3 separate regions of the Homo sapiens genome follow, and all the other regions are linked to region 2. A link is a contact called in ENCODE Hi-C data. All regions are on one chromosome and are shown on one strand. Each heading gives the region's core, a stretch centred on a gene start or an enhancer-like site at or near the end of the contact. The rest is flanking DNA. Distances are from core to core; before and after follow the strand shown.

Region 1 (4,419 bases), core at 1,920-4,419, 4.6 Mb after region 2:
CATTGGTCTTCTGAGTTTTGCATCTTCTAGAGAAGGACTGGGCTGACCATGCATAGATGCTGCCATCTTGAAAACCTGGAAAAAAAAATTCCAGAGCCATAATAGCTAATGATATTCATATTACATAAAACCTTACAGAATTCTACAGATTCAGATTTGAAAACATTTACAGTTTAGTAGTGTGCCAGGTACTGTGTCGTCTGCTTTCACATACTTTGTTAGTAATTCAATCAACATTTACTGAGCTCTTATTATCTGTTAGACATTGGCTTTTTGTTATTATTTTTTATTTTCTTGCTAAACATCCTACAATACAGACATTGGCTTTCTGATTTACACACTAACTTGAGAAATTGGTAGTATAATGATTATTTCTATACATATGAGCAAACTGAAGGTCTGAAAGGTTGGCTTGCTTGAGATTTAGTGTAGAAGGCTAACATACTGATACTGTTGCTGTTTTCCTCTCTCCTCATTCCGAGAAGGCAGTCAGGCTCTTTGTAGTTGTCCTCCTAGCTCTTCAGGTGGGGAGGTGGAAACAGTGGCTGCTTATTGACATCTCTATCCTCAGTTTCTCATGAAAGATTAAGTTCATTTTGGAAATCGTGTTTCATTTCCTAGAGAGGTAGGAGAGAGCAGGGATTGCCTTGGAGAATAGTGAGAGAGAAAAATCAGAAAGAGGGACACTGCTCCAGGAAGGGAACAGGCAGTGGATTGTGGCTACTACTTTGGAGTACATAAATTATATATCCAGTTCCCTATTACCACCTGTGGTGGAAGCAGAGCCTTTGCTAGAAATGGTCATGTGGTATAGCAGAGACCCATACCTGCCACCACACCCGGCTAATTTTTGTATTTTTAGTAGAGGCAGGATTGCACTATGATAGCCAGGCTGGTCTCGAACTCCTGACCTCAGGTGATCCACCTGCCTCAGCCTCCCAAAGTGCTGGGATTAAAGGCGTGAGCCACCGTGCCCGGCCCCAGAGACCCATGGCACTGGGCTCCTTGGTCGGAAGGTTCTTGTGTCCCAAGTGTGATGAACAGACAGCTGCCAATGTCAAGGGACCATGAAGACCTGGCCAGTAGCATCTTAACAGAAACTAGACAGGTTAAAAAACAAAACAAAACAACAACAACAAAAAAACAAACCCTGCACTCTCAGAGAGGATCGTTTCTGAATGTTTTGCTCTGGGCAAGACTCTAGAGTCTCTGTGAAAAGTCTTAATAACATTTGTTAAATCCAAACACGTGGTTGCAAATGTTTACCTACTACAGCAGCCAAGTGGAAGGTCTATTGCTGCTAAATTCAGTGCTTTTTACTCTTTTTCCTCCAGATTAGCTAAATAGTCTCTTTACAAATTTACACTAATCTCAATTTTAATGTTTATATTAAAGGGAAATACTAAATCTCAAATTTAAGGAGTCCTAGACAAGAGGATTAGAGGGGATAAAGCATAATGAACACACAAGATACTTAATAAATCAGTGGTTCTCAACCTTCAGCATGCACAAGAATCACATGGGGTATTTATTTGAAATGCAGTCTCATGAATTCCCTCCTGAGATACCTGGATTCAGCAGGAGTAGGATGAGGCCTAGAATCTGCATTTTAATAGCACTTAGTGCTTCTGATGCTGTAGTCAATGGACACATGTTGAATATCACTGTAATACTCATTTGCTGAATGAGCGGTATGTACCAATCCTAACTATAGAAGGCCAGTTCATTATACACAGTTCCTGGCATCAACATACAGAAGGTATGAGCTCCTTTGAACCTTCTTATGGTGTTACACAATGAGTAATAATGGACCAGTTTCTTTCTCTGCATCATGGCAGAAATGTACTCAATCTTTTTCTGTAACATTTCTGGAGAGGGCAGGGGGAAAAAAAGGTAAAATATTTTACAAATTACAATTTTTCAGTGACTAGACTTACATCTTTTCCCTCTCCCTGACACCCAAATGGAAAGTATAAGGGATAGTAACATCTAAGGGAGATTCTATACCTAACCCATCTATTGTACTAAGACATCTGCTGTCTTGGCAGACGTCAATAACATGAGTAACCATAAACCATAGATAAATTTTTGTTTTGCTCTCATCCAATTCATTGAAATCCTCCACCTTCCACCAAAAACAAAAAACAAAACAAACTTCCAGGCAATATCTTCTACTAATCTCCTACCTAGTCTACACCCTAAAGTCTCTATAGGGAAAACAGACACCCAGGATTATGATTACAGGACAGCAAATACTGAAATACTGGAAAGAACACAGGAAATATTTGAGTGCTTAAGCTTTGCAAGGCACTGTCAAAGACTCCAGTGCTTTCATTACACCCCTTCCCCCTTAAGGCCACTCAACTAGTCACCACGCTTATACCAGTAAGAGTGCATTTATGTAGGTTTATAGTTTGCAAATCATCTAACGGTTTTGTAGTGCTTTCATGTGTATTATTTTACCTAATAATAAATTTTTCACCTAATAATAAATTTCACCTTTAGAATTTTATTCAACATTCGCTCATAATTTAGGGAGCACGTGGTATATGCCAGACCTCCGGGTAATCAAGATACAGTCATCCCATCCTCAGGAATCCACAACGCAGTGGGAGTTCAGAACAAAAAAGCTGGCAATTTAAACACAGAATGAGAGAGTGACATAAACGAAAAACCCAACAACCTAAGAAAAAGCAAACAATCTAGCCAGAGGAAGCGTGGGAAGGCTTCCCGGAAGAAGTGACATTTAAATCAATAACCGAAAGAGAACAGTTTGGCAGGGGAGTTGGGACGGATAGAAGCAGGGAAATACTCCAAGTTGAAGAAAAAGCCTGTGCAAAGGCCTGGAGACAAGAGAAAACAAACTGCAGATAATGAGGACTAGAATTTAGGTCATCTACGTTCTCTCCGCCTCTTTCCACAGCAACTGGAGACTTAATCGACTGCTCCTTGCATGGACTTGGGAGCTGTTTTAACTTTTCAAATCTCCTTTAAAGGTATCATCTTAGAAGAGTCTGCCAACACTTTGAAGGTGCAGAAATCACCCCCCATACCACTTCGGATTTCCGCCTACCTTGGGCGCTTCCTCAGTTCCCACCGGCACCACACCTGAATCCCTTGGCTTAGTCCCAGCCTCATACCCGAACACCACCATTTTGGTGGCTCATGTGACTTGCCGGTGGGCGGGGACCCAGAACGCCCTGGGCGGGAAGTGGTGCTGATTTACGGCTCAACGCCTCTCGATTGCAGCCCGGGCCCGCCCCCACTCAGTCAAAAGCCGCGCCCTCCATCCTGACTGTGATTGGGCGCGGCGTCTAGAAATTACGGCCACTTATTCGCTTAGAGGAGGTCCAGGCGCCTGTGGGCCTGCCCCCCTCGCCAGCCGAGTATTTCCTTCCCTGACTATTTATCAGCTTAGCTCCCTGATCTCTTCGCGTCCTGCGGGAAAGATGGGGCGGCCCGAATGTTGTAATGTTACTGCGCTCCTGCCTCTCCTCAGGGCAGCTGGGAACTAGCTGCCTGCCCCTTTCAGTCCTTGAGGGAACTCGCCCCTTTGCCCTGGCCTGTGTGGTGTTAAAGCTCTGTTTCTCGGGCACCTCCTCCTCCAAACCCCGGACCAGCCGCCCAGCGCCGTCAGAGCAGCCCCGACTAGCCTCCTCTCCTCTCAGCCGTCTGACTCCTCTCCCCAGTCTGTAGTCCCCTCAATTTGCATCCTTTAGCCCCGCTTGGAAAGAGACCGGAGAGAAATTTGCCCACTACCCCCGCGAGAAGACCCACTTGTCAGCCGTGTCTCGGGGTGGGGGGCACTGCAAGGCCTGGCGCTGTTTTGTGCACGTTAAATGCCCAGCAGTATCTCCCAGACCGGCAACCCCCGACCCTCCAGTCTCCATGTCTTACAGAAGCCAAATTCGAGAGTTATATAATTTCTAGTGCTGCTGTTGCTCCTGCCTGAGGAAACACTTCATCGCGTGGAGGGTGCAGGACATTTCAGTGCTCTTCCCTAAAAGAACGGGGCTTGGGCAGGGGTGGCCAGCGGTGGCAAAGAAATGTCTTGTCTTTTCTGCAAAAGGAAGGTGGGTAGTTTGAAGAGAGATTGAGAGAAAAGGTGGATGTGAAAGCCAAGCAGCTGCACTTTCTCATTTAGGAAATCGCGGACCGTTTACATAGCTTATGCTTACATGTCTAATACTACTACGGCGTCTCTGAAAACACCTTTGGGGGAAGGTTTGGCTTCTCTCGAAGTCTCAGTGTTTTTCCTCGCCGGATAGGGAGCTGCTTGAATGCGAAGAGATGGCATGATGTGAATGACTCCAGTGTGAAGAAATCTGCTTCGCCAACTCATCCTGCATCAAGTGCCCATTGAGTAGCACTGTCACTTTAATGTCTCCATGCCAAGGGATTGCTTTCCTTTTTTTTCAA
Region 2 (4,381 bases), core at 298-2,797:
TAGAAATAAACATTAAAATTATTTAAAAGGTTTAGTTCACTAACAATCCTGGTAATGTTGCATTGATACTAGGATACTCAAGACAACAGATTTGGTCACAACTAAAACTTTTTAGAGCTCTCCACTTACTCATTTCCAATTGTGTATGATCAATTTCTACGGTCTATTACATTCACAGCCGGTGCAATTGTAAATTGGTACCACCTTTCGGAAAGCAATTGGCTCTATATATCTTTAAAATCTTAAAGTTATTTAAAAAGCCTTATGCCCTTTACCCCAGAACTGTCGCTTTCCAAAAATTTTCCTAAAGGGGGAAATTCGAAATAAGAAAAACAATACACAGGTTGAGCACTGTAACTTATATATAATAAAGTTGGGGAAATTAGAGAAAGGTTAAATTACAGTGCATTTATTCAACAGAATACTCCGTCATTTGTAACAATGACTATGAAACAAAATAGAAAAATACTCACGTTAGGTTAAATGAAGAAAACATACCTATCTATGGTGGATCACAATATGAAAATTTAATACTTCTAGGTAGAAGAAGAGAAAGAGAATATGAAAAACTAAAAAGTCTTTAGGGGTAGGAGGACGTGAGCAGATCTCTAAATAACCTTGAGATCAATGGAAACAGTGTATAGATTTTTAGGTTCACTTATAAGCTGCTGATCTTATTTTAAGATCCTTCAGTATATGTTATCAAAAAGTGTTTGCTTTTCTTGCAAACGCCCATGTTTGGGAAATATGCAAGTTGAAGCCAATGCATTACTGTACTTTTTATAATGCACCTGAAGTTTTACTAGCTGTTCCAAGAGTGGTGTACTGAGTATTGATAAATCGTTTAAGTGGAGGCTCACATGAAATATTAACTATTACCCCAGGGCTTTAGAGCAACTGTGATCAATTCTGGCACAGCATCAGATCCATAATTTTCTTTGCTACTCTGATTTCTACGTTTTTTGTATTTTCAAAGTAATGTGACCGCAACTGTTAAGTTATTAAAATTGCTCCTGAGATGAGGGCACTCGAGACACAAACACACGGAGAGGTTCGTCCGCTATTCCTCTCATTTACTAAGCTCACACGTCTACCCTGAGGATTTGGAAACACTGTATGATTCTGCACTTACTGTGCACTTATCCCTTAGTGCTAAGGGGTAAACAGATACCCACCGGGCTGTCTAAGGCGCAGCCTCAAGGCAAGGAAGAAGGGTGCTGGGTCGCAGGGGATGAGAGGGCGGGGCGGCCACTTTGCTGCAGGAGATACCCAAAGCCAGTTAGCACTGAGGAAGTCAGAAGAGAATTGTCAGTCTCTCGGACACCTTCATTTTCTGCCCCGGAAATTTCTCCTCCGCTGTTGTCTGGGCTCCACTTCCGACCCCCAGTTGCTACCAGCTGTAGTCCGACCTATCGTGGCCCGGGCTAGTGCCAGCCTCCCGCCGCTACCTCCGCCTCGTCCCTTCTCCTCTGCGCCTGCGCGACCGGAAAATTCGCGAAGGTTCCTGAAACGCAACGGATCGTTTCCGGAAGCCGGTAGCCGCCTCAGTCGTCAGACCGGTGCTAGCGACACGGGAGTGGCAAACGCATCCTCTTGCCGTTCCCGGTGTTTGGGCCTTGCCTGTGACGGTGGGAAAAGAAAATGGCCTTGCTGTGCTACAACCGGGGCTGCGGTCAGCGCTTCGATCCTGAGACCAATTCCGACGGTAAGAGGAACGCGCCGCCAGCCCTCCCTCCCCTCCACCTCATCAGCAGGGGAGGCCCTTTGGGCCGGAGGGTGTCCGCGGATCTCCTGCAGCCGTCCTCGCGCGGCCCCAGGTCCATGCCCCTCCTGGGCCTCCCTTGGCTGCCCGCGCAGCCCGCCGGCCGCCCCTCTGTTGCGCCGCGTTCCCTTGGCGAGCGCCCGGCCCCGGCGCCTGACTGTCCTCTGCCACTGCGGAGAGAGACGCTCCCATGGATCCACGTGTTTCCCCCGTCGTCCCCGCACTCCTTTTAAGTCGCCTGGAATTTAGAACGAACACGTTTCTCCTCTGGCCCTCCAGTCTCTGGGGAAGCAAAAATTAACGAGGTACTGGTGAGCTTGCTTTGTAGTTCCCGAAGTAGTGATGGCTGTGATTGCCTGCGCGAGAGGGAGAGGTGGCCGGGATGAGCAGCGGGTTGTCCTAGCATGTAAGCTCTGCCTTGTAGAAGTTTGTGTTCAGTCGATCCGCTGTTACAAACCTCTTACAAGTGTTCTTGGTAAGGGACATTACTCTGTATCTTCACGCTGTTTTGATAGGTTCATCCTGGTGGTACGTTAGTTATCTTTTTATTACTAGCGGCATTTGTTGCTTGTTCTTCTTGTGGCCTCCACGTTTTACTACCATGCCTACTCCCGTATAAAATGAGTGAATGTCATCTACAGCACCTAGATGTCGAGTTAAGGATCCAAAGCGAAAATGACTATTAGGTGAAGGACGGGAAATGATCAGTGAATTGAAATTTTGATTGACAAAGAAGTGAGATGATTCCTTGCGTATCGTGAGAAGTGACAACACGTTTTCAGATTGAACTAGCATTTAGTTTATATTTTCTGCATGCCAGCCATTATTGCTTTATCTTATTTAATCTTCATAACCACCCTGGGACGCATGTAATGTTAATTAGACCCATTTGATAGAGAAGCTCAGTTCAATGAGGTTGTATTAATAACATCCTTCATTATTGTGGAGGAGATGAAAACTGATGCCTTTTGAACTCTTCACCTCTGAGATGTTTGAAATACTTATTTTTGGCACACAGGTAAATTGATAGCGTTATTTAAAATAAGACCATTGATACAGAGTTTTAAGGAAAAGGAAAATCCAACCTATGCAATACTCAAGTTACCGCCACTGACATTTTTATGATGCAAATATGATGCTACTCATGAGGAAAATTGTGAGATTTCAGTCGATGACAAAATCGAGAAACGATTTTAAAGCCCTTTGGTGTTGGCAGCCTATGTAAAACATTAATTGCACTTATGTCTGCAGATATTCTACTTTAATATAGAATACAGGGGAAAGACTGACGCTTTGCTTATGAGACAATAAAGTTCAGGGGCGATAGTCATTTGTTGGAAGTCTGTATCCATGTGTGAATTGGTGCAGTGCCTAGGAAACAGAAAGCGACCAGGAAAACCGTCTCAAAACTTGGGTGGTCAGCAGTACTAGTTACAGCAGAGAAATTCCAATAAGTATATTTACTTTAGCGAAATGACGGTTTTTTTAGAGACTTAGAATACATTTTTCAAGTAAACTGATTGAGTGAATGGAAGGAGAAGAAAATGGAGATACGGAGTAGGAGACAAGAACTAAATAGAAAGGTTGGTTAGGAGGTTTTTTAGGAAGAGGTTTGACCTTGTACAGTTGACAGAAATAAGTTAAAAGAGGTAAATACACAAGCAAGTTCCATTTTGCGTAAGCCAGATGTTGGATCTGTCATCTTTAAATATTTCTTAATCTACACTAAATGCTTTTTTTCTCGGTGCTGTGGCATAATTACCGTGCTCGTTGACTTATAGTCTCATGATTTTTTTTTCCCCCTAGAGACAGAAATTAGACTCCCTTTTAAGCTGATAGAACGTTTTAACTTGTAACTGAAGTTAAAGGGTGTTTAAGGGAGACACAGTTGGTAACTTACATATGTTAAACACTTATTCTAGAATAAACACAGCTTCACAAACGGTATTTTTTTTAATCGACGTATACGAGGAAAACTGAAGGAACTACTAGCGAGTAGCTCAGTGAGAAATTTAGCCAGGGTCAGACCCAATGTTAGAAGCCCTGGACACTTAACCACTGCTACTGTCTTGTAGCTTCTCACCCATAAAATATTAATTTTGCCAAAACTCTTAAAACTGATAAAGAAAGGATGGATATTAAAGAAAGAATGAAGAATGTCCATTTGCTTGTTACTTCTTGTTTTTGAAAGCAGTGGCTTTCTAATTGTGTTCATGTTAGTTGTATGGTTCAGATCTGACTCATTCCTGCTGCCATGCTGCCAAAATTGACTTATTGTGACATTTTATGCCTCTGACTCTGTTATACATTGCGTTTATGTTTCTGACTACTTTAAATTTGGTGTTTGAAAATACTGGATCTATTCTCTACTTCCATTCCCCTCTCAACTTCATGTCCTTCTGCATACCCATTTCTACTTCCAACCTCCTTTTTCAGCCCTTAATTCCACAACTACCCTTAATTAATAACATCTTTCTGATCCCACGGATTTACTTACTGTATCAGGAAGATACCTAACACTTTCTACATTAGCTAGTATCTATGCAGCACATGGTTACTAAGGAAGCAATACTGGCTAGTAACGGGGTAGGGAGATTTCTGTGAGCACCAGTAGTAAAT
Region 3 (4,127 bases), core at 1,117-3,616, 4.3 Mb before region 2:
CTTTTCCCTGATCCCACCTGCTTCCCCCTATCCCAAAGGGAAGCATTATTAATTTTGAATTAATTATTTCATTGCTTTTCTTTGCTGTTTAATCACATGTATACTCATATTATGCTATATTTACAGCCAACTTATGTTCAGCATTACATTACTGAGATCCATTTTGATGCTTGGATGTGTAATTTATTTTTACTGATGTGTACAGTTATGCTTTGCCTCCTGTCAGTGAACAGGAGTTTTTTGCTTTTATAAACCTTGCTGTTATGAACATTCTTAGACATGTTTCCTGCTACATATATGCAAGTGTTCTTCCAGGATATACAAATATAGCTAGATTACCTTTCTTTTGTTAGTAGTTTTAAGAAATTTAATCTGTTGGCAGGGTATAGGATTGATTGAAAAGAAGACAGACTTGAAGAAGCAAGATTTATTATCTGATCACTGCAGTAAAAATGTGAGGTGGTGACAGTGATGGCAATGAAACAGAAATGGGAGGGACACACCGGAGAAGTTGTCAGGGAAGAACTCAAAGGATTTGGGGCCTGATTATATAATTTATTACAGTTGTCCCTTGGTATCCACGGGGGGTGTTCGGTCCAGGACCTAAAATCCTGGGATGCTGAAATCCCTTGAATAAAATGGTATAGCATTTGCATATAACCTACATATATCCTCCTATGTACTTTAAATCATCTCTAGATTACTTGTAATACCTGATACAATGTAAATACTGTTTAAATAGTTGTTATACTGTATTGCTTTAAAAATTTATATTTTTCGTTGTTATTTTTTATTGTTTTTTTCCTGAATATTTCGATCTTTAGTTGGTTGAATCCACGAATCTGCCAATACAGAGGGCCAGCTATATTTATTGAACACATTTATTGAATGCAGACTACTCTGTGCATTCAGTGAATGCAGACTTAGGTTAAATACTCGGTAAAAGAAAGGGTTTAAGAGGCTGACTTGTGTTACCTTATGTGTGAGTTCTTGAATAAACTGTGAGTTTCAAAGGAGGGGCAGGCCAGAGTTTAGATATGTGTGTGGTCTTCATATAACTTTGCACCACTGGGATTTGTTCCTTCTCTTCCATAGAGCTTCCCAGGTCTACCATTTTTTTGTACTATGCCAAAGTAGGGATGATGAGTTGAAAGGAAAACTCATAAGTAATTCTAAGAATTTAAGCCAAATGAAAGGTAGAATAGCAGCATTGGTAAGGGGAATGGGTAGTCACCATATGATGTTGATTTTTCTCATTGCCCCCCTCATCATTTGATTAAGGGAATGTGTAACAGCTTTCTCTGCTGTAAAGTTCCCATTTTCTACTTTTCAATTAATAAATATTTTTGGGAAAATACTTTGAGACTATGCAAATATCCTGTTTCACCTTAAACTTTTACTCGCTAATTTTAGCATCCATGGGTGATCTTATTTCCAGTAATTAATACTGTGGTATTTTAATTGTAAGTTTTGATTTCCTTCATTCTTTCTATATTTATTAATGGAATTCTTCTGTAAGGAAAATTTGTCCCTTCTTCTCTATTTACTTACTTATTTATGTCATTATGGACTTGAAGATCCAGTACTATCAGTTTTTTGGTTGCTACTGTTCCTCTGATTGTTGCAGCTTTGACCATTGCATTCTCTTTTATGTTGGCCTCTGTGTCCTTTCAATGTCTTCCCATCTGTTTTGAGGTCATGACCTTAGTTAGCTTTTTGGCACCTCAAGATGGTCTAGGCTCTTGGCTCTTGTAATGGCAAAAATCACAATTACTTTTGCACCAACCTGATATTTTCCTACCTAGCCCTGGAATCAACCATTTCTCCAAGGTGCTCTGATTCTTTTTATTGGAGAGTGGTATTCAGAAATCCACAAATGCGTACTAGGTGTGCTTACTGCTACCAGGGCTTGCTCAGCACTCTGAATGAACAGAGTTATGGGAATAGATATATGTGTATATAGTAACCCATGCATACATACATGTCTATATATGTGCTTAAAAAACCAATGATAAGTTCAGACTGATTCTAATCCAGCCCTACAAGGTCCATTTTTGTCTTCTCCCTTTCCTTACTTGTGACTTCTTTGTCTAACAGAAGCCTGGATCATATTATAAATATATATGTTTACTTATTTTTTCAATCTTGGTTTAATTATATTTCCAATCCTGGTATAATTTGAAATTATAAAGTAATTTCAAAATTGCTAACTCATACCCCTGTGCAAAACAACTTTCCCAACTAGGTTACAATGTTTGTGTAAGTTATTTTAGTCTTTAGCCTTTCTGTATCTAGTTGAAACCTAATTTTTCAAACTTACTTAGCTCATTTTCTCCCCACCCCCTTCACTGTGGTTATGTGGTTCTTTGGTAATGCTGTTAGATTCATTTGTCACCCTGTGCATTCTCAAGATACTTCTGCTTTCATATTTAAAACAAAGAAGGTTTTCACAGATTGGGTGAGAATCTTGAGCCTTCTGCATTTTGCCTTATTTCCCATTTGTTTCTCTACATCAACTGTTTTTTTCTCTTGTTTCAAAGAAGAAAGAATCTGAATTTGGAGATGACTTGGTCATGCAAAATCTTTCAACAAGGATATTGTGATCACTTCTAGGTCACAAATTACAGTCAGCCTACCAGCATCATCCTCCCTTCTTCTTCCGGGAAAGAACCAGCACTCAATGAAGGCACAATGGCATCATGTTGTATTTGGGAATTATTCTGCTTTTCTTTAGTAGTTGTGATAATCTCATACCTTAGATGTATGTTTTTTACATAAAAACATTCCTGGATACACAAGCCTGTATATTCTGTCTTCCCTGCATTTATTCTGCTTAGCCCTTCTGTTCTCCTTGCTGTTCCTTGAATTCACTGAACACATTCCCACTTTAGCACCATCTGCTCTTCTACTGCTTAGGACTTTCTCTCTCCGCGTACTGATGCTTCATCTCAGTTCTCTGCTCATTTGATGCTAGTCAGAGAGGTCTTCCTGACTACCCTGTGTATGTAGAGAGGAGTATGGCACTTCTATGTCACTTTTCCCTTTATTTTTCTTTACAGCACCTATCACTAACTGACAAGTTATACATGTGCATACTTACACACATGCATATACATCTTGTATTAGAGATTGAGTATCCCTTATCTGAAATGCTTGGGACCAGAAGTGTTTAAGATTTTGGATTTTTTGGATTTTGGAATATTTGCACATATGTTGGGGATGGAACCCAAGTCTAAACATGAAATTTGTTTACATTTTATATATACCTTATACACATGGCCTTAAGTTAATTTTATACATGTTTTAAAATAATTTTGTGCATGAAACAAAGTTTGTGTTAAGTATTTATGTGTGGAATTTACCACTTGTGGTGCCATGTTGGCACTTAAAATATTTTGGATTTTGGATTTTCAGATTAGGGACTCAACCTGCATTGCTTGTTTCCCACACTAGAACAAGGACTTTGTTCACTGCTGTGTCTTCCATATCTAGAAGAAGCCTGGGACATCTGACATAAAGTAGACAGTGTTTGGGTAACAGTATTTGTTGGGTGAATGGAAGAATATTGGTTTGGATTAAATGAATGCTTGGTTAAACTATGTGAACACTTTTACTTGAATCTCCAATGATGTAAGTTAATATTAGGGAAAACTATTCCTTCTTGTCTTCTATCACCTTGCATTTCATGTATCTTTAAATAATAACTGATATAGGTATAATACCATAGTTTGCATATCACTTGTTTATTTAATATTTGATATTGAAAACTCTTAGCACTTATGTGAGATTGATGTTTTTACTCCCATTATATTTATTAGTAAAAAGATAATGTTAAGAAATTACTGGACATATTTATACTTACTTGCATTTTCTGTGTGTTTTCTCTAGTATATAGTTAGACTGATTTATAGATTTCTACTATTGATAGAATTCATGCTTTTCTGATTGACCAAAGGGGAAATCCTTCCTATGTAAAACCTTTCATGATCTTCCTCCAAATATAGAATTGACTGCTTTCTCTTTTCGGGTTTCCACTTGTCTGTGTCCAATAAGTTTGTAAAGCTCTCAAGGTCAGGAGTTAGCATTGATGATCTTTACATTCCCAATCCTGTGCACACTTTCTGGTA

Evidence for each region. A loop is a pair of places that touch in the nucleus more often than their neighbours do. Pooled maps may share reads with other maps.
Region 1: a loop to region 2 is called in a pooled map, with 6 times the contacts of the local background. The contact joins the promoter of TMEM126B here to the promoter of CHORDC1 in region 2. A Hi-C loop is called at or near these places in 6 of 50 pooled maps.
Region 3: a pooled map shows a loop between it and region 2 (4-fold over the local background). The contact joins the enhancer-like site here to the promoter of CHORDC1 in region 2. A Hi-C loop is called at or near these places in 2 of 50 pooled maps.

What each region holds. Positions count from the first base shown.
Region 1 is chr11:85,627,343-85,631,761 of GRCh38, reverse strand. It overlaps TMEM126B (transmembrane protein 126B), which reads right to left and starts at 3,169. Exons shown (of 5, transcript NM_018480.7): 1 at 3,074-3,169; 2 at 1-75. The coding sequence starts at 3,154. DLG2 (discs large MAGUK scaffold protein 2) reads left to right here and starts at 4,418. Exons shown (of 28, transcript NM_001142699.3): 1 at 4,418-4,419. RefSeq lists enhancers at 2,902-2,981, 3,072-3,121, 3,372-3,561, 3,702-3,751, 3,832-3,991 and 1 more.
Region 2 is chr11:90,220,215-90,224,595 of GRCh38, reverse strand. It overlaps CHORDC1 (cysteine and histidine rich domain containing 1), which reads left to right and starts at 1,547. Exons shown (of 11, transcript NM_012124.3): 1 at 1,547-1,705. The coding sequence starts at 1,642. LOC124902812 (a long non-coding RNA gene) reads right to left here and starts at 1,437. Exons shown (of 2, transcript XR_007062978.1): 1 at 1,176-1,437.
Region 3 is chr11:94,471,875-94,476,001 of GRCh38, reverse strand. The region is part of intron 7 of MRE11 (MRE11 double strand break repair nuclease); the gene reads left to right. Among named protein-coding and RNA genes, the nearest start is that of MIR548L, 7.4 kb to the right of the region's middle. Within about 2 kb of position 2,366, at least 4 of the 41 ENCODE cell types and tissues checked have a DNase peak (open chromatin) inside an H3K27ac peak, as active enhancers do.